Regions from separate parts of the Homo sapiens genome. Here region 1 is linked to region 2. A link is an interaction called in ENCODE POLR2A ChIA-PET data of the cell type or tissue named here. Cell type or tissue: GM12878. All regions are shown on one strand. Each heading gives the region's core, and the rest is flanking DNA. Links, peaks and the distances in the headings are about the cores only. Region 1 overlaps ADGRA3 (adhesion G protein-coupled receptor A3). Region 2 has its middle 81 kb from the start of ADGRA3.

Region 1 (10,842 bases), core at 2,151-7,150, 130 kb after region 2:
TTCAACAATTCAGTAATTATTAAGAATATGCCATCGTTTTTTCTTCTATATTGGAATATGCTTACATATGTTTGGTGAATTATTCGAAGGTCAACTACAGATGTCATGACTGTCTACTTTTATGGAGAAATGGAAATGATTAGTAATGAGATACCGCATTCTCCACGTTATCTGGCTTTATGAACAGCCTTGTAATTTTGTAGCCAACCATAACTTACTAAAAATATTTTTATAGAAAGGTTAATGTAATTCTGTCTCCTAGCCTTGGTGTATTCTTTCGTCCATGAACATATCCATCCACACACTCTATATTGTGTGTCACCCCCTCGCTGAGTGGAGCAGAGCCTGCTCTTGTGGAACCTGTGGTCTCTCAGTGAGGACAGTTGAAGTAACTGAGGTGCACTTGGTACAGCGTGATAAGAGATGCCACAGGACAGGGCGCAGAGTGCTGTTGTTCACAAGTTTTTTTTTTTGAGACGGAGTCTTGATCTGTCGCCAAGCTGGAGTGCGGTGGTGTGATCTCGGCACTGCAGCCTCTGCCTCCTGGGTTCAAGCCTCAGCCTCCTGAGTAGCTGGGACTACAGGTGTGCGCCATCACGCCTGGCTAATTTTTGTATTTTTAGTAGAGACGGGGTTTCACCATGTTGGCCAGGCTGTTCTCGAACTCCTGATCTCAGGTGATCCACCTGCCTCGGCCTCCCAAAGTGCTGGGATTATAGGCGTGAGCCAATGCGCCCAGCATTCACAGGTATTTTTCTGGAGGAAGGAATGGAGTTTCACCCAAGGCCTCAAGGATACGTGGGTGAAGAGGGATGGAGGTGAAGTTGTGAGTTGGAGATTGAGATGCGTTCAGGACAGGGAATCCCAAGTGCAGAGGTCTAGAGGTGAGAGGAAATACCCTTTCTAGAAACATCTTGCAGTATGACTGGTATAAATGAAGAGAGACAGGGTGAGTGTTAAGGGAAGGTGTTGAGCAGATGGGAAGTGAGAGTTGGTGAAGGAAAGGTGGGCAAGGCTGGGACCACGGGTATCCTTGGAAGTTACCTTAACGCACCTGAACTTCCTTCTGAGGGACTGTGGATCTTTTTGAGGTTTAAATCAGAGCAAAGTCTTGATCAGGTCTGTGTTTAAAAAGATCACTTCAAATGGAGAATCGGACACAGGTGAGAACTTGTGTGGTTTACAACCTGGGCTAGGGTGATGATGATGACCAGGACAGAGAGGCAGTGACTTTGAGGCCTAATTGGAAGGGTGGGGGTTACCACATAAAATAACTTAGTTTTTCAAACATATGGAGAAGTTGAAAGAAAGTTATCTCCAGCAACTCAACTTGATCATGGCCAACTTTTCAGTGTGTTTGGTTTACCTGTTTTCCTATTATTTTAGCTATAAATTTACTTGGTTCCTTTAGTAAATCTCCACTGTGTCAGTCAGAAAGATACACTTAAATCCTGGCCACTTATTAAAATCAACAACTTGGCCGAATTTCTTAATCTTTATGTGCATGAGTTTCCTCATCTGAAACAATGACACTGCCTCCTAGGGTGATTATAAGGTCTTAATGGTCTGATAAGTGATAGACACCAACTCACTATATTTACTGGTTTGTGCATCCAAACAGCCCAGAGTTAGAGGTGGATTTCAGGCTTGGCTGGATCCAGGGGCTCACCATTTTTCTCGTTTCCCATCTGTTGGCTTCTTCAGATTGTAGCAACAGGGCCGTTAGCAGCTCCAGACTCAGATCTTGACCTCTTATCAAACCAGTGGGAATGTCTATGCTCATCCCTCCCTCTCCCACAAGTCCTAGGTTTAGTTAGACCAAAGTCGTATAATTGCTAAGACCAGAGTATTTGAAAAATCTGCACAAGGTTGGTCAGGTGTCATGCCTGAAGGGATGGTGTTGAAAATTTGGGGGTACTACCTGTACCATATGGAGAAGTAGAGGTGTTTCCATCTTAAAGCAATGGAGAAGGCTGCTCCCCCAACCAAAAGAAAATTAAACATTAAATAATTGATAGCAATAATTATAGTGTTATTAAATTTTGGAATCCTTGATAGTTGCAAACCTTTCCCACCTTCACTCATTGTAGAAGTTTGGAATTTTTGAATGGCTTCTGGTCTACACCTTTCACTATTTGTCCTCAGAATGGAGTGGGCAGAGTTTCCTTAGGTCTCTGCTTGGCCTGGGTACCGGCTGGTTCACATTACCAGGCTGATTTCCCCAGAAGCAGGTCCCCAGGTGAGCTTTCAGTGTAGTGATTTGGTTGGGAGGTTTGCCCAACAGCCCTCATATTTGGTACTGGACCATGAGACGCAAGGGCAGCCGTTAGGGCAGTGTCTTCCCAGGCAGCTCCTGCGGCAGGCAGCTGATACTGGGGACTGCTGGGAGCCAGCAAGGAGCACACTCAGACCCCCCAGCCCCCTGGGATATCCTGTTTTCATTCCAGGTGAGGACTCTTCCTATGGCCATTCATGCCCTTTACCTCTGACCTTCATGGGTTGACTCTCAGGAGGTGCCCAAGAGAAAGCTGCATGGGGAAGAGTTGCAGGTAGAGGGACTGCAGGCGTGAGCGCTGCCATGCTGTCAGTGTCTACTGCAGCAGGTGCCTGGAGATAAGGGATGCTGGGGCCATGGCATTCACAGCAGGGAACTTATCCTCTGCATAATATTCCTCTTTCTGTTGAAATTGCTACACCAGGGACCGTCTTTTTACTCCAAGTTAAGAGGAGAACTTAAACACTGGTTGGAAGAGAGAAGGATGGGATTTGTGAGTTTACCTGACTACTAAGACCTTTTCTGACCATTTAAATGTATTTCGTGAAGCTTCCTGACTTTTTCAGATCTTTTCAGATACTTTATTTAGAAAATGTCTTAGAGGCCAGGGTGCAAAACCCCAAAAAGTTAGGGTAGTTACCAGCATTGACAAAGCTGTTTTCTTCTTGTGGAATATGAAGTTTTCAGAATTCTGATTAATGAAATACCTACCCAGTGATGGTAATCAGAGCATAGATTTTATACTGGTGTTTAATAATCATTTTGTTTTTTAAAATATTGTGAAGTATTGGGGGTGGTGGTTGCAGGGAGTTTGGTTTTATTTAGAAAAACCTGGCTCTGATTGTGGGGAGGTGGTAGAATTGCAGTCCCAACCTTAGCTACTGAGGAGTGCCTGTGTGTTAAAATGAGGATTAGATGCAAGAAAGACCATAGAATTTGCTGGAGGTCACAGTGATCCCAGGATTCACAGGTTGCATTTCCAGAGCAACGTTCTTGAGAATTTCTAGTCCAGTCTCTATCACCAGGTGTTAAACAGCACACATAGCTTGGAAGCCACAGTGCCACTGACACATCAAAAATGCTGGGCTTACGGTAAATGAATGACAACCACTGCTGCTGAGCAAAGGGCCAACCTCCTCAGGATGCTTTTGTGAAATTTCTGGGGAATCCAACTAGTAACCAACTTTGATGTTGTAACTTTTTCTATATTGCTAGAATGAGCCTGAGAGAAAACTCACATGTTATGAGGCATGCCATGTATAGCAGTTCACTTTCATTAGCTGGTGGGACAGTAACGTTGAATGTGCCTGTGATTGGATGGAAGAAAACACGTGAATCTGTGCTCATTGCAGCCAGACTTCCTTGGAGCATAGGTAGAGAAGGGATGCCCGCTGCTTTCTGATTTGGAGAGGATGGAGAAGGCAAACTGAGGATTTTCCTCTAAATAATTTAGACTGCCTGGGCACGGGTGAGCATGGCCATGACGGAGCAATTGTTATTAAAGAGCCTAGCACAGTGTTGTGCTGACAGGTGGCGCCAGTGGTCCAGGGTCTACTTCCAGGAAGGTCTTGTACATTTCAAGTAAGTAAGGGACTAAGGAACCCTGGAGGTACTGGTTACTTTGGCTTGTACTGAGCATTTCTCTACATGTCTGTTTGGTTTCACCAATGTCATGTGCATCCTTAAATGAAGAATAGTGTTGGAAGCTTACACGTGGCTGTATAAAGAATGGGCAAGGTTGCCACTGTTATGTAAGGATGTCAGAAGAAAAACTGAAAAGCGTTTCAGTTCTCCATATGGCTTCAGCTTCCCTGGGAGATGAGCAGAGGCCACTCTGGCTTCAGTAGACAAGGTTGTAGGTGAGTCTTGACAAACAGACCCAGCTGAGGGTGTCCCATAAAGCGGAAGTGTGGGCCTGCCACTGGCAAGAGTGTGGTCTAGGGAAGGGGACTGTATTTAGACTGTCAGCTCTCCACAGAGGTCTAGCCAAACACTTGTATAGGCAACTGGCGAGTCCCCAGCTGAGCCCAGCCACCAGGAGGGGAGCTGTAGCCATAGTGTGTCTGCAAAACCACAGGAGTAGAGGGATGTGGCTGAGACATTCACTGCTGCCTCCCACCCCCAAGTGGTAGTGCTCTTGCATGGACGTGCCAGCATACTTGAGAAGAATAGGATAAATGGTGATTGCTATCAAATACCACATGGTAGGAAGCTTGTGCATCTTTGCTTTGAGCTATATATTGTGTTTTATCACACATTTATTTTATATCCTCACCTCATAGAAAACCTAACCGTAGGCTGAGTGCAGTGGCTCATGCCTGTAATCCCAGCACTTTGAAAGACTGAGGCAGGCAGATTGCTTGAGGTCAGGAGTTTGAGATCAGCCTGGCCAACATGGCAAAACCCTGTCTCTACTAAAAATACAAAAAATTAGCCGGGTATGGTGACAGGCGCCTGTAACCCTCTCTACTCAGGAGGCTGAGGCACGAGAATTGCTTGAGCCTGGGAGGTGGAGGTTGCAGTGAGTCAGGATCACGCCACTGCACTCCAGCCTGGGTGACAGAGCAAGACTCCGTCTCAAATGACAACAACAACAACAACAACAAAAAACCCCAAAAACCTAAATATAGAAGGCCAGGGAAGGGAAAATATATGAACAACCAAAAGACATGAATTTTAGAGTGTATATTTTTGAAGATGGTTTTTTAAAATTCAACTGAATGATGTTTGTCACAATTGTAATTAGATTTACTTTGATATTCAAAGTATGGCATACTAAAGAAGAAATTATAGAAATAATGTATATGATTGTAGTTCAGTGATAATTGTGAAGTTGAATAATATTAGGTCACATATTTCTTTTATGACGTATATTTTTATTATTTTATTGACCAAACCAAAAGGCTTTGGAGCCAGATTTGTCAAATTTGCATTCTGACTCTCCCTTTTACTACTGGGTTGATCTTGGCTTAACCCTTTTGGCTTCAGTTTCCTCCTCTTATTATTATACTTTTGTTTTTTTTGTATAGCAGGTAAGTGTATTGTGCCTGAATACTTGTTGCAGTGTTGATATGTGAATAACTTTTATTTTATTTTTAACAGGGACCTCCGAAACAATCTTATTAGTAGTATAGATCCAGGTGCCTTCTGGGGACTGTCATCTCTAAAAAGATTGTAAGTGTTTGAATTGCTTGCTTACGAGTTTGAATTGTTGCTTATATAAATAGCTGTCAACTTACTTTAACATGATGAAAAATGGACATTTAATAATTTTTTGAGCTTTACCTGGCCAGGTCCCTGATACAGAAAGAGGCTGGGCACAGTGGCTCACGCCTGTATTCCCAGCACTTTGGGAGGCTGAGGCGGGTGGATCACCTGAGGTCAGGAATTCAAGACCAGCCTGGCCAAGGTGGTGAAACCCCGTCTCTACTAAAAATACGAAAATGAGCTGGCATGGTGGTGTGTGCCTGTAGTCCCAGCTACCTGGGAGGCTGAGGCAGGAGAATCACTGGAACCTGGGAATGGGAGACTACAATGAGCTGAGATTGTGCCACTGCAAGACAGAGCGAGACTCTGTCTCAATAAAACAAAAAGAAAGAAAAACAAAGAGTATTTTATATAAGTAGCTGAGAAGGTGGTTGATTTGCACAGTGGTTTGATTTGTTTGGTGGTGGATGGCTGTGTTACTCTTATGCTACTAAAATCATTACCATGTCGGCTTTGCCGGCGCACATAATCTGTAGACGATTTTCAAATTATGAATCCATTCAAACTGTGTCTGTTGTAAATGCCATATAAACAGAGGTACCTTTTAAGTAATGATTTAAAGTCTTGCTATTTTCATGTGTATCTATATATTACAATTTTAAAACCTAAGGACCAGTTTTTATTGCTTCTGAAGCTAAACAACTCCCCTATCTCCTATACGAAGCTCCTTTCACAGTTGCTGTCTGAGCAGGCCCACATTTGAGAAGCGGCTCTACACAAAAGCCATGAGGACTGTCTCTCCATCCTTTATGCTTTCTGAAAGCGTTTACTGAGCACTTGCCACTTACCATGCCCTGACTTCTTCGGAAGATCTTGCAGACCCTTGGGGTGGGGAGGATAGATAATGTAGGGGAAGAAAAATAATTTTCCCTCTACCCTTCTAATTTCTCAGCTTGGACCTCTAACAAAAGACAGATTAACAGGAGAAAAACAAGTTTATTGAGAAAACTCAGGAAAAGAGTAATTCTCAAAAGAGGTGGCTTAGAACTCTGGCTTATGTAGCATTTCAACAAGGAGCAATACATTTTTAGAGAAGTGACAAGACAAAGGAAAAGGACCTTGAGTCTCTTAAGGGAAAGCAAATTGTGGGAAGGCAAATATATTGGAGACTAATGGTAGATAAAGTCCAGTTAGTAATGTTTGTTATGTAGATTCCTTTGGTGCCTTGTCTAGGCTGATAAGGGTCCAAAGCCCTCTCCTGGGAGGAACTTTTGTCCTTTCTGGTGGAGAGGGGAGGAGGGACACCTTTGTAAATTTATGTCCTGCTTTTAGTCAGATAGGGTAGAGCAGAGAACTTTTCTTGTATCTATCTGCTTTTCAATTGCCTGTAGCTGGAAATAATCCTTATGCCAACATGACATGTTTTGGGTGGCATGTTCTGCTACCCTTCAGTCGTTAGTGAAAATACGTCTGAACGCACACACAGGCGCTGTAACAGGTTAGATCATAAACAGAACCTGCTAGGGAAAGGAGAGAGCACCTGCAATGGGAACAGCCTGCCATGAGAGCCACTGACGTGTTTAGATTTGAACTTTCTCCCAAGGAATGAATATGTATTAAAAAGGCCTTCCAAACAGGGTGGGCGCAGGTGTGCAAGAATGTATCTCTTGGGACAGTAGTTTAGTTCTTTGATCAGAGCAGAAAGTAGAAAGAGGGAAAAGAATATTGGGAGATCAGGCCGGTCAGGGACTGGGATTTTGAAGACCTGCTATATTAAAAATGTTTAATCTGTTCTTTTGACAGTGCGGGGCTACCAGAACTTTTTTATTATGGAATTGACGTGATCAGATTTGTATTTCAGAGTATTCCTGATAGCAATAAGGAGAAACCACATAAATGTAGGGAGACCAGGGACAAAAGATCAGGGAGAGAGACCAGATCCATGGTTTTATTTTCCTTATAGTCATCCTTTTGGTGGGCTCTGTGTCTTGTTTTTTGGGGTTCTTATATACTTCTTTAAGTTTTCTTTTTTTTTCCGCCTCCAGTGTGTGTGGGTATTTTTTTTATGTCTTACTGGTTTTCTGTAGTATTTGCATCATAACACTGGGTATGGCTGCTTTTAGTTTAATTATGCCATGACTTAAATGTTGACATTGACTTTCCATCTTAATACTTTTGACATCGTCTGTCTTATTTAGTCGTTTAAAACCTATTTCTTTATTTTTTTTTTTAACTTTTTAGTTCAGGGGTACAAGTGCAGGTTTGTTGCGTAGGTAAACTTGTGCCATGGGGGTTTGTTACACAGATTATTTCATCACCCAGGTATTAAGCCTAGTACTCATTAGTTGTTTTTCTTGATCCTCTCCCTCCTTCCACCCTCCTCCCTCCAAAAGGCCCCAGTGTGTGTTGTTCCCTCTATGTATCCATGTGTTCTCATCATTTACCTCCCGCTTAGAAGTGAGAACGTGCAGTATTTGCAAAACCTATTCCTTTTTATTGTAAAATCCAATTGTAAAAATTGGTCATGCTCTTTTTTGCAAAAGATTTTTTTTTATTGCTTTTGCAAGTAAAATATCTTTCATCTAAAAACCTATCGTCTGTAGCTTTCCTCCTATTTTTCTCTCTCAGGCAGCCTTAAGGGTCAGAATTCTGTAAGATTAAGAAAGGTAGGAGTTAAAGGATTTTCTCTTTGTCTTTTAAAATTAGTTACAATTTGAATCAGTAGGGAATTTCCTACCATAGTTTTTGCTGGGGGTGAGTGGTGGTCTCCTGTGTTTATCAGTCTGTCTGCGCTCATTAGAAACTCAGGGCCATCTGGAGGAGATCTTGCTACTAATCAGTTTTCTTCTCTTCTGCCCATTCTGCACTTTATTATTTTCTAGTGAAGACTTTTAATGGAACAAGTTAGAAAAGCTGGCTGGTCTGGGGTAGGTGGTAGTGGAGATTGGAGTTCTAGGTAAGGAAGGTAAGCATTATAGGAGGGTAGACATTAGGCATCAGATTGCATGGGACCAAGCCAGGTTTAGAGTTCAGTAAAAGGACTATCAACCAGGTGTAGCAGCGTAATCAAAATGATAAGGTGGTGATCGGTGTCAGTTCAGTTCAACAAAAATTCATGAAGTTCATCCTGTGAGCCCAACTGTGAGCAAGGGTCTGGAGACACACAGGTAAATCAGGAAGCTCTCGAGGAGTTTGCAGTCTAATGGAATTACGAACACCGACCAAGAGTCTGGATATGGAATTGAAATACATTTACAAAGAGATGAAGCAGTAGCTAGAGTTTAGCTGCTAAGAGTCTTGGAAGTTGTTAGGACTCAGCTATCCAGACACAGGCAGGGGATATGGAGCATGACCGTAAACAGGCTGCACCTCCAGACACAGGTCATTAGGGAGTTGAGGGGCAGCAGCAGGTGAGCATGATTTATAGCAGTGACTCACTTTCTTTGTGCTTCTGTCTGTGCTGGAGTCAGTTTTGCACCCATGCCTAGGAACATGAGTCCTCAAGTAGAAAGCAAAAGTGTAGGGGCTAAGATCTACCCTATCAGAAACTCGGGCTGATGCTGAATGATTTTTATTTCAACCATCCCTCCCAGTGATTCTGATGTGAAAGTATGAGAACTTTTAGAATATTTTTCCCTGCAATCTATTTTTTTCCCTCAATGGGAGGAATGTGAAATAATACTGTCAGGTCCTTTTCTTATCCCCTCCCTCTGTGTTCCACACTGTTGTAGTCACAGCTTTTAGGTAATAAAAATATTAATGCTGATTTTATCTCTATGCTGAGATATAGTTTGAAGAAAACCTATTGTTAATAAAAAGCAGTTTCTTCAGTATGTTTTAGATACTGCAGACTATCTTAATGCTGATTTTATCTCTATGCTGAGATATACTTTGAAGAAAACCTATTGTTAATAAAAAGCAGTTTCTTCAGTATGTTTTAGATTCTGCAGACTATCTTAGATTCTCCATCTAGTTATTTATCTTTCAGTAAATAATCTCTCAAGCACTGCCATCCAAAATGAATTTTAAAAATTCTCATTCAGGAGTATTTAATATAATTACTGATATTGTACCAGGCATTGCCTTAGTAGTCTTTCACTGTGTTACACGTTAAGTAGTCTCTTGTGTTCTTGCTTAGGAAGGTAATTGCCATTTATAATATTCTTCCCACTAGAAGATACATTCTTAATTCCAAACAGATGACTTATAATTAACTTAGGGTACACAGCTTGCAAGCTGAAGAAGTCCTGTATGTAAACTCAACGGGATATAAAGATATTTGACAGTAGTGATGTTTGCTAGTTGCTCATAGATACAGACCGTTTTTCTTATGGGTTCTTAAGTCATTAATTTCAGTTGTGCATCTCCCTTAACAAGAACACATAAAGTATTTTTGTTATTAAACCATGCCTTTGCCTTTAGTTTATAAATAATTTGATTTAGGAAGTTGAAGTGGCTTTCTGAAGAATATACTATCAGAAGTAGGTGAACCCTAGATCCATCAGTTTCTCTTGTTTTATCAACGAATTTAAGTTGATTCTCAATCCAAATAACAACCCATTATCAATATCTAAATACCATTTTAAGTAGGTATAGCTGTAATGAAATTGTTTCCCAGAGAATCAATGGTGATTGCACCACTTAAAGCTCAGAATTGAGACAAGATTATAAATAGAGCCTAGATATGCTTGTTTATGCAACAATTTACAAGAAGATGCCTAATTTTTGTTAACAGTGAAACCCAGAATTAAAAGGAAAATCAACTGGGATTTAAAAGAAAAAGTCCCACGTGATTAAATACTTAGGAGCTACAGAAAAACGAGGACAGATAAAGACTTATATTGCTTAAGATTCTTTTATCAAATGTTGCCATAACAGAGGGAAGGCAGAACTATGAAATTATTGAAATTAGGATTACCTAAGGTGCTGTATTAGGCCTCTCCAGAGAGAGAGGACCAGTAGGATGTATGAGAGGGGATTTATTAGGGGGAATTGGCTTACATGATCACAGAGGGAGAGAGGTCCCACAATAGGCTTTCTGTAAGCTGGAGGGCCTATGAATCCTGTAGCATAGCTCAATCAAAGTCTGGAAGCCTTAGAACTGGAGAAGCTGACCTTGCAGTCCCCAGTCCAAGGCCGAAGGCATGAAAGCCCCAGGAAGCCCACTGATGCAAGTTCCAGAGTCCAAAAGACAAAGAACCTGTAGCCTGATGTCCAACAACAGGAGGAGAAGACATCCTGCTGTGGAAGGGGAGAGAGAGAGCAGAGAGAGACAAGCCCTCTCTTTTGCCTGTTTGTCCCAGCAGGGCCCCAGCTGACTGGATGGTGCCCACCCATACTGAGGGCAGGTCCTTCCTGTC
Region 2 (10,842 bases), core at 3,790-8,789:
TCGGCCGTGTGTGGAGCAGTCAGCTTCCGGGTGTGACTGGAGCAGGGCTTGTCATCTTCTTCAGAGTCACTTTGCAGGGCTTGACGAAGCTGCTCCCATCCACGTACAGCTCCCAGTCTACTGATGTTTAAGGGTGGTCTCGGAGGTTGGGCCTACTAGAATAAACTGAGTCCAATACTTTTACACAGTTATGTTTAACTGGGCTCTCTGATGCCAGGAGTAAGGTGGCAGGGTTAGGGTTTTGCAGACTTTAAGGGTTATGCGGGGATTTTCACAGAGCAAGCTTTGGTATCTAGTTAATCTAGCATTTATTAGCTAATGATGTCCTTTGGTATTTATTAAAATCACCACAGCATGGGGAGACTTTCTGTTTAGGTTTTGCCTAAGAGTTAGCTTGTTTGCTTCATGTGCTAACAGGGCCGTTGCTGCCAGGGCCCTTGGACATGGGGGCCAGCCTATGGAAACCCTGTCTAGTTGTTTTGAGAGATAGGCCACTGGCCTTGGCCAGGGCCCCCACATTCCGGGTTAAAACTCCAACTGCCATTTTTTTTCTTTCTGACACATAGAGTGTGATGAAGAGTTTTGTCAGGTCAGGTAGCCTCAGGGCTGGGACCAACCTGAGTTTTTTTTTAAACTCATGAAAAGCTTGTTGCTGTTGGTTGTAATAGATGTAGTTTATCTAATCTACATTTTTATTGACTGTCATCTACCAAAATATTGACTTAAATCTTGTAACTATTTGATTTCAAGCTTTAAATTGATCTGGTATTCCTTGCGGGGCTCCAATTGCATCTAAATAGATGTGAGAGTTGAAAGACCTATAAGAGGCTTCTCTCGCTTTACGATGTCTTATTATTTTTTTTTTTTCCTTCCTCTGGTTGATGAAATGCCAGGGTGAAAGGGATAGCCAAATGGACTAAAGCACAAGTGCAACCCTAGTTATTCAGCAGATTGCCCAGTAAAGGTCCACCGCAATACCACCACACATCCGCTCAGGGATGAACAAGGGCTGACTGGTTGATAAGCTCTTGAAAATTCTTAAGCTCACTGCATCCCTTCAGGTCTCCAAGGAATGCTAAGTCTCCTCCCTGCCATGAGAGACACTAAGTGAACTTAGTGTTGGGAGACGGAAGCTGGATGGCCCTCAGTGGCTGACCCGCAGGGACTTCGGGATATAGCAGAGAGAGCTTGGCATGACTTATTACTCCAGGCTGTAGAATCCTGGAAAAGAGCTACCACGCAACCCACGCCTGGTCGACTGGAGGACCACCTTAGTGGAAGGGGGACAATCAGGGCCTCTGGACTGCCATGTGCACAAGCATAACAATTGCTTTTGTTTAACGTGCAGATGGAACATCTGATCCATTTCAACCAGGCATTTGCATCTTGGTATGCTGTCTTAATTGTCAAAGTTTGTTTTAAGTCTTTAACTTCTAGGATCCTCTAGTAAAATGAACGTCTTTTTAGCACCTATTTTTATTAGTTTTTAGACCAAAGGAAGCTAAACATCATTTTATATCTAATAACGCTTCTTGTATGATTTTTATACCAGATAAGTTAAATTTTACCTTTATATTAGTGTGTTATTAATGTTAAACTTAATTTTAATAAAATCTTGTAGATATATTTATTCAATTTTTCATGTTTGACCATAATGTAAGATTTTATAGACTCTTTTTAACCTTTTATATTTTTTGTTAAAGAGCAGATTGATGCTTTAAGAAAAACCTGTTGCATTTTTAATGTCCAGTTCACAGAAAAACTGGATGATACCTTTTTAACTTTAGCTAATATGTTTACACACAGAATTTTCTTTACAATTAACGTTTTAAAACTTGCTTAAACTTTTAAAACAATAATTTTTTTAACCTCTTAATGTAGGTAAAAATTTACATTTTTATGTCTTCTTATAATTTTGGTTTTTTTGAAGATAACCATTTCTTTTTTTTAAAGCGAACTTTATGTCTTTGAACTAGACTGTCTAAGGCCACAAGATTAGAAGTTACCATAATACATGTTACACTGTTAACTTTAGCAAACTTCACTTTTGTTGAAAACCTTGTAAGTTTGGGTTTTCAATTGTTCTTTGCTATTAATAAGACCTTGTTTCGTCTAAATTAACTTAGAATTGGTATAGGTGGCCTCTTTTACTCTCTGCTGGTCTTTCCTTGCCTCTGCCAGCCGCTTATGCTGCTGTTCTCTTAACTACTGTGGAGGGGGGAAGGGGGTCTAAAACCAGCTGTAACTGTCTATGTACGGAAACAGGTCTGGGTGCCTTGGCTTACAGGTTACCTTGTGCCATACCTTTGAAACAAGGGACCTGTCCAGGCTTCCTTCTGATGGCTAACCCACCTCTAATGCTGGCCAGTGTATTTCACACAAAGCTCTAAGTTTCTCTAGAGTCATAGTGACTCCATAGTCTCCATTAAATCCTTTCTTGAAATGTTTTTAACATAGTTTCCAGTGGGGTGGGCTTACTTTGCGCCTGACCCATGTTTTTTCGAGACAAAACACCACGCTCACACCACACACACACACCACAAAACAAAGAACAGGTAAAAGGGCACACACACACACTTTTGCTGTTTACGCCAAACCAAAATCAAAACCAAAATCACAGTATCCAGAAATCCAAGCCAGGTCAAAAACCAAAACCAAAGTATCCAGCAATTCAGTTCAAGTCAAAACCAGAACAAAAGTGCCAGTACAGGCACACCATGGGTGATCAGGCCATGCTTCCACTCAGATGGAGTGGGGCAAGTTCAAAAGACTAGTCTTACCAAGTCAAGGCAAGTCAAAACCAGAACAAAGGTGCCAATACAGGCACACCGTGGGTGATCAGGCCACGCTTCCACTCAGGTGGAGTGGGGCAAGTTCAGAAGACTAGTCTTACCAAGTTTCAGATGTCCGGACTCCAAGTGCCAGTTCCTTCCCGGTGTTCAGCCACTGTGTTAATCCTCCGCGGGGGCCTGCTACCTGTTGCTCTGGTGAGGCGTTCCACCAGGACAATTTCCCACCCGGGAGCGCTCTTTGGAAGGCGTCACTCAGGCTGGTCAGAGTCCCCCGCAGGGATGCCCCACAGGGCAGGCTTAAGTAGCCTAAGGGGCTGCCTCGGCCCTCCCTCAGTCAACTCACTTCCTGGTCAGGGAACCAGGAGATGTAGCAGGACGAGCCACCGACAAAACCTCTCAGACACCGAGTAGTAGAAGGAAGGGCTTTATTCAGCTGGGAGCATCGGCAAGCTATTGCCTTAAAATCCAAGCTCCCCGAATGCACAATTTCTGTCCCTTTTAAGGGCTCACAACACTAAAGATTTCACATGAAAGGGTCGTGATTGATTTGAGCAAGCAGGTGGTACGTGACGGGCTGTATGCACCGGTTGTCAGAGAGAAACACAACAGGGCAGGGAGTTTCACAATGTTCTTCTATACAGTGTCTGGAATCTATGAATAACATTGGTTTCTAAGTTACGAGTTGATTTTTAACTACTGGGTTTAGGCCAGGCAGGCCCAGGCCCGGTTTCGGGCCTGGCGCCGGGCTGCCTGTCTTTGGTTTTACTTCCTTGTTGCTTTTTCTTAAAACAGGTACTGAGTATAAAACAATATAAAACAATATGAGAGGGTCTGTCTCTTCCCTCCATAGGATTGTGTTGGAATAACTCTGGGAAGATACGTTCTCCATTTGCTCTGAGGGCTCCTCAGTAGAATTCAGCTCCTATTCCCACTGTGCTAACTTGCTCGATAATCCACCCTATATTCTGTGCCTTTCCTTTCTCAGTTCCCTACTTTCCTGCCAGTGTTTCCTGGAATCAACACTAAGTTAATAACTTGCTCTCAACTCCTTGACTTAAGGTCTGATTCTAGGGAGCCACCAATGATGACATTGTCCTAAAATCACCCAACTAATAGGTGGAAGACCTGGGCGATCTGACCCAGAAGCTGATGCTCTTCATACTTTGAAGATCTCTCCAGCCACCATGCTCCTGACCTCACAACAACTTTCTTCTCTCTTGCACTTCCAGTCTCCATCCCAGGGGAGCGTCCCAACTCCCGTCTCCAGGGATGACCCATGTCTCTGGCCCCCTGGTGCACCCAAGCCAATCCCCTATTCCAGTGTCATCTTATGGACTCATCCCCCTTGCCTGTGTGTGGGGAAAAGAAAAAGAGATCAGACTGTTACTGCGTCTATGTAGAAAGAAGTAGACACAAGAGACTCCATTTTGTTCCATACTAAGAAAAATTCTTCTGCCTTGAGATGCTGTTAATCTGTAACCCTACCCCCAACCCTGTGCTCACAGAAACATGTGCTGTGTAGACTCAAGGTTTAATGGATTTAGGGCTATGCAGGATGTGCTTTGCTTGCTTGTTAAAAGTCATCACCTCTCCCTCATCTCAAGTACCCAGGGACACAAAACACTGAGGAAGGCCTCAGGGAACTCTGCCTAGGAAAGCCAGGTATTGTCCAAGGTTTCCCCCCATGTGATAGTCTGAAATATGGCCTCGTGGGAAGGGAAAGACCTGACCTTCCGTTAGCCCGACACCCATAAAAGGTCTGTGCTGAGGAGGATTAGTAAAAGAGGAAGGCCTCTTTACAGTTGAGATAAGAGGAAGGCATCTGTCTCCTGCTCGTCCCTGGGCAATGGAATATCTGGGTGTAAAACTCAATTGTATATTCCATCTACTGAGATAGGAGAAAACCACCTTAGGGCTGGAGGTGAGATATGCTGGTGGCAATACTGCTCTTTAATACAATGAGATGTTTATGTATGTGCACATCAAAGCACAACACCTTTTTCTTTAACTTGTTTATGATACAGAAACATTTTTCACATGTTTTCCTGCTGACCCTCTCCCCACTATTACCCTATTGTCCTGCCACATTCCCCTCTCCGAGATGGTAGAGATAATGATCCAAAAATACTGAGGGAACTCAGAGACCGGTGCCGGCACGGCACGGGTCCTCCATATGCTGAGCGGGGCGGGTCCTCCATATGCTGAGTGCTGGTCCCCTGGGCCCACTTTTCTTTCTCTATACTTTGTCTCTGTGTCTTTCTTTTCTCAGTCTCTTGTCCCACTCGACGAGAAACGCCCACAGGTGTGGAGGGGCAGGCCATGCCTTCACCTGTGAAAATCTTTTTCTTGCCAATCCCTGGCCATAACACACACACATGCACACGCACACGCACATATACACACACACATACACATACACACACACATGCACACACACACACATACACATAAAAAGAAAACTTGACATTTTGAAATTGCAACCCAAGACAGCTGGTTCCTTCCTCTTCACCACATTCCAGAGAACAAGAGGAAGAACTCTGTCTAGCAACTGTATACTTCAGAACAAGGTGTCAGAGTCAGGGTGCACCCCTCCATTGCTCCCCTATAACCCTCTTGGACACACACATTATTGTTGGCATTAACCTGAAATGCAAGGGGAGGGGAGGCTGGCTGACCAATACTAATTTCAGACAACTAAATACACGGAAATATTAAACAGCCATATCCCAAATCTATTAGATATCTGAAATCCAATGAAATTTATAAATCCTAATAGTGAAAACACCAACTTATTCTACTTCTTTCCTGCCAAATGTAATTGATTGGTTTTTGCTATTGCCATCCCCATTTAATATGTACAGACACAAACCTAAGAAATAAAATAGTGAGGGCCAAACATTTTGAATGTGTTTCATTTATAAAGTTGCAGTTCCTCCTTAAGGTTTTGAGTTTCTTTAAAAAACAAGACACCCTGCTAACTAATGTTTACCGGGTTAGAATTAGAGAACTGGACTACATGCCTGACTTCTCCATTCATTTTACAGAGTCACCTCAGGCAAGTTATTACACAAGTCTATCTCGATTTATTTATCTGTAAATTTGCAAACAAAAGAATCGTCTCATTTTTCCTGCAAAACTTGGAAGGAAGATAGAATGATAAATCTATAAAAGCATATTGAACCCCTTGGGGAACAGCCTTATCTACTTATATACATTAAGGTTATGTCAGTTTTCAGCTTCCGATGGTCTTGTCAAACCAGAGCACTATTTCCAATAGAAACTTCTCCTTGACATTCACATTGTGTTACGTCCTCAGTCCTCATATTTTAAGCTTGTTTGGCTTCAAGCAGAAAAAAATAGGAATTAAATCCAAAAATTGAAAGAACTGGCAAATAAAATCACAGTTTCAATCCTTGCATCCAAGAGGACCATAGAAATTAGCTTGTTGGATCAACTTGAATAGCCTCACAACAGAAACAGCTGTTTTGTGTCGAAGCAGTTGAAATATTGGAAAGCTCATAGCTTGGAGAGACTGTAATTCAGTAGTTTCTCTCTTTACCCACTCTCCTCAAGTGTTCACTGTTCCTTCCTGTTACCCATAATTGTGATTTCTTTGCTTCTGTTTTCTTTCTTTGCCTTTGCCTCCACTTAAGTTTCTCTTTTCTCTTTCCCATTTCTATCTCTCAATTGTCTTATCCTTCTCTTTTTTCTCACTCGTTTTTATTGCCATTGAACATTTAACTTTGCTACATGTTGTTGTGAGAGAGAAGGAAGAGGAGAAAGAGATGAAAAAAGCAGAATAAGAAATACTTACCTAAAAACTGCTTATCATATAGAAATTGCTCAAAAATATTCAGTGCCTAAATCAATAAAAATATCTCATATTTATGGAGAACATATTTACATTAAGGAATCTCTACAGGCATTTCCTATCATCCAACAAGGTAGATGCTGTTACTATCTTCATTTTCCAGATAAGGAAACTGAAGCTCAGAAAACCAAAATCAGATAACCAAGGTCACCCAGAGAGAAAACGACAGAAGAGGACACATAACCAGTTCTATCTGACTCAAAAGTCCATGTTCTTAACCACCATACTCTCTTGTAACAGGCATATGCCTGGTGCTTTCCTGACATCAGTTCATTTAACGGACATTAAACCAGAAATAGATTGCTTGATATATGACGCAGCTGAAAAAAGCCAGACATGACTAAGACAGAGATTTGAGACACCAGCTCCACCAATAGCTGTGTTAACTTGGCACATTATTTAAATTCTCTGAGCTCAGGTTCTTAATCTGTAAAATGAGCTTATCTGTATCTACTCTTCTGTTTGATGCAGTGATTAAACCAGCTTGCTCCATGCCCTGGTCTGTTAACTAGACAAACAAAATGGAGAAGAATATTCAAGAGAGAGGAAATAAGTCACGGAGACAGGAAACAGAAATGATTCTGCCTGGTTCAGTTTCTCCCAGATACCCTCCCTCACCTGCGAGCCAGGATTCCTCTTTCATACTTTCCTGAGCCAAATTTTTTCTTGCACTTTCATGCACCAAGTTTTTTCTCCATCTCATTACCTCCCATAAGTATAATTATAATTCTTGGTTTTCTTATTTGTATCTCCCTACCCCACCCTGTCCCCAAGGATGCCCCATAAGATCAGGGACCAAATCTGTCTTGCTAGCTATACCACCAACACACAGCCCAGTGCCTGGAGCGCAGATCGTGCTCAGAAAACACGTGTTGAATGAACAACTGAAGGTGGAAGGGCAAAGGGAAGGATGGAGAGTGAGATGGGGCAGATGGCACTGGATAGTAGGACTCCGTACTCATTCTTCCCAGTTGTCCTCAGGGTCTGTTGGAAATGCAGTCACAGTCTTCACCCCTCTCATAACTATGCCATTAGCTTCTGAAGCCCTTGAATCAAGATTTAAGAGGAGTAGCTGTGGCACAGAGGGACCCAGGAGAGACACACTGACCTGTGTCCCCAGAAAAGACTGACTTTTGAGCACCCCACCCTCTCCCATCATTTATCTTATCAGTGACTGGAGACAATTAGGTCTCCTTGATGGTGTGAAGAAATATAACTGCACTTCTCTCTAGATTCAAGGTAAATCACAAAAGATACGTTATTAAGAGTAATATTATAAATTACTCCCTGGGCAGTGCCATCAAGGCCCATGAATCCAGCTGCAGGGACCAGCCAACAACTCCTGAATCTATACCCAGCTTTTCAGTCCTGCTATCTACCTCCAGCTCTCAAAGGCACCTTAAACTCAAGAGGTCTGAAATTGAAGATAGTGAATGCCCACACCCACCCCAGGGCCCCCATAAAAACTGCTACTTCTATTTCTTCTCTCAGAGAGGAAGTACTTTTATTTTCTATTTGCCATTATGACTTGGACCACTTTGTCTTGGCTCTGTGGCAAAGGATTGGACAATTCAAATTTTCCAGAGGTCCCTTTTCTTCACTCTTAACAAAGCCATAGCAAGTGCTTCTGTCTCTTATTTACAGCCATGCTTTTTGCCTTTCAATGAGAAAGTAAAACAGAATAGTTTCCAGAGCTTTCAGAATTTTTTTTTTTTATCCAAAATGTGTTTATTGAGATGGTTTCCCACTCATCTTGATTCAGAGTGCTTTTAGTGCTGCTTCCTCGTGAAGGAATAACCTTCTGTAAGCCTCGCTTTTCCTCCTGTAGGCTGGCAGAGGACAGTGGAGCAGCCAACACACAAAACTACCGTTTGTGCGTGGCTAAAGACTGTGGTGATTATATAGCATCCTGGGCATTTCACATCCATGAAGTAGGAATTGGGGCTCTGCACCAGGCGTTTCTTCTTGTGTTTCCTCTTCTCCTGTTCTGGAGAGGGATGAAGGAGATCCTTTGCGAGAGGCATGTTCTCGTGTGGGTTATGTCGTCACAGCCGGAAAGGCGCTTTCAGAACTTTTTCCATTGAAATGCAAACACCCCCCTGGCGCCTCTGAACATTCTGAGAAATTGTTGGGTTTTGGCGATGTTTCCAGAAAACCTGGCTTTCTTCTCCTGTTCATGGCTGGTTTAAGTTCTTCCCTTTCCAAGCACATTCGAGTGAAGTCAGTTGTTGACTGTCTCTTGCAGGGCAAACTCCCAACTTGAACGCTAAACAAAGAGTAACTTTTTCATTCCAAATTTGGAATTGTTACCAGTAAACCTCTGAACCCTACCTTTGTTACATCTCCTCTCCAAATGTGATTTAGTTTCTCGACATGTACCCTTCTCCTTAACCCTGTCCGTGACTTACCACAGCCCTGTAGGCAGCTTACATAATGACAAGGTACACAAAAAAATCAGTGTGTGTTGTAAAGATAATGGCAGACATTGCCTTGGATTCTCTAATGTAGCCATCCTAACTGGTCTAAAATTATCCATCCACATTTTAAAATATTTTATACAACCCATGCTCTCTAACCCAAAGCATCAGTGTAACATATAATAAAGCCACCAATCTTTTCTGTCTTCATTTCCTCAATAGGATAAGTAATCTGAATGGGTAAACTAAGAAAGCAATTGCCAAGTGTTCAATTAACACATCACCAGATTCTGATCTTAGAATCAGCTCAGATATGTCTTCCTTACTTATTGTCTATAATACATAACCTCGATCCTGTAGTGCCACCATACACTGGCAACCTGAAAGATGTTGTGTTCCCCACTGTTTCACATGCGCTCATCTTTTGGGGAGGAATCATGTCTGGTTTTACTTTCGTTGTTCATAAATTAAACTCAGTGAATATTTATTTAATAACTGTGTGACCTAAGAAAAAAACTTATCTTATGGCTCCTAGCAAATTCATGCTCAGACAGAAAAGAAGCTCTATCTCATCTGGAGTGGAGCTAACAGTGGCTAACGCATGTGGAAGAAGAGCAAGTGAAAACTAAGAAGGAATAAACTGTCCTCTATTACTTGCTCTGCAAATCTGGTAAATCATCTGCAATCTCCATCTCCCACAAAATATCAGATATTCAAATATCATAACACACCCCAAATAAAAATTCTTATCAGAAATTAGAGAATAAAATTCAAGTTAAAAACACAGCTGTTGGCTGGACATAATGGCTCATGCCTGTAATCCCAGCACTTTGGGAGGACAAGGTGGGCAGAGCACCTGAGGTCAGGAGTTCGAGACCAGCCTGACCAACATGGCAAAACCCCCATCTCTACTAAAAATACGAAAAGTAGCCAGGGGGGTGGCACATACCTGTAAACCCAACTACTTGGGAGGCTGAGGCAGGAGACTTGCTTGAACCCGGGAGATGGAGATTGCAGTGAGTGAAGATCGTGCCATTGTATTCCAGCCTGGGCAACAGGGTGAGACACCATCTCAAAAAAAAAAAAAAAAAAAAAAAAAGAGAAAAAAAGTGTCTAATTTAATAATAAACTTCTTTAAGACTCTGTTTCATCTTCTGAGAAGTAGAGTCTTACTATTATTTCAGTGATTCTACAAATCAGTCATGGGCCTTTACTTACTGAAGTCTTAAGTAAAGCTTTGCAAGCCTATGACCCAAAATCAAGTCCAAAGATCAGTACTCATCTTTAACAATAAAATTTACATATACAGGTAATTGTGATTGTCTCAAAAAGGAAAACATTTGAAAAACCAAGTGGCAGAAGAGACTGAAATACAAAACAACTTTTAACCATGAGACTCTAACTACGGTTCACATCTAGACACTAAGAGGGCTCAGGCACAGTACTGGCCATACAGTATATGCTGAAGATATTTTTCTCAAGTTATGTAAATATATTCTAGAGCACTCCCTGAGAAGCAAAGTAGCAGTTCTGCAAAACTGCTGATCAGCCAGCACATCTTCTGGATGTTATGAGAACAAGAAGAAAATGGCATCACCCATGTGAGCCATATTGACCTTGACCTTGTGACCAGGAAAGGCACTGTCTTGGACCTCTCCTCTCAGCCATACATCCCACCAGCTCTCCATTCCACTCCATGGCTGGCCAAGATGTATTTTTCTGAACATATTTTATACACTTTAGCAGGCTCCAGGAGATGAGA

Evidence for each region. ChIA-PET counts read pairs that join two places held together with the same protein. Peaks named below come from ENCODE experiments on the same cell type or tissue, not always from the same donor. Only the 100,000 strongest peaks of a DNase experiment are listed, where the experiment ranks them.
Region 1: POLR2A ChIA-PET joins it to region 2 with 5 read pairs; 2 of 35 experiments call an interaction of 5 or more read pairs at or near these places.

What each region holds. Positions count from the first base shown.
Region 1 is chr4:22,456,344-22,467,185 of GRCh38, reverse strand. ADGRA3 (adhesion G protein-coupled receptor A3) reads left to right here. Exons shown (of 19, transcript NM_145290.4): 3 at 5,378-5,449. Among named protein-coding and RNA genes, the nearest start is that of MIR12115, 54 kb to the left of the region's middle. In GM12878, for the core only: no CTCF peak of the experiment used is centred there; no DNase peak of the experiment used is centred there.
Region 2 is chr4:22,592,041-22,602,882 of GRCh38, reverse strand. It overlaps the pseudogene RPS27P13. Among named protein-coding and RNA genes, the nearest start is that of ADGRA3, 81 kb to the right of the region's middle. In GM12878, for the core only: no CTCF peak of the experiment used is centred there; DNase peaks (open chromatin) are centred at 6,902 and 7,142.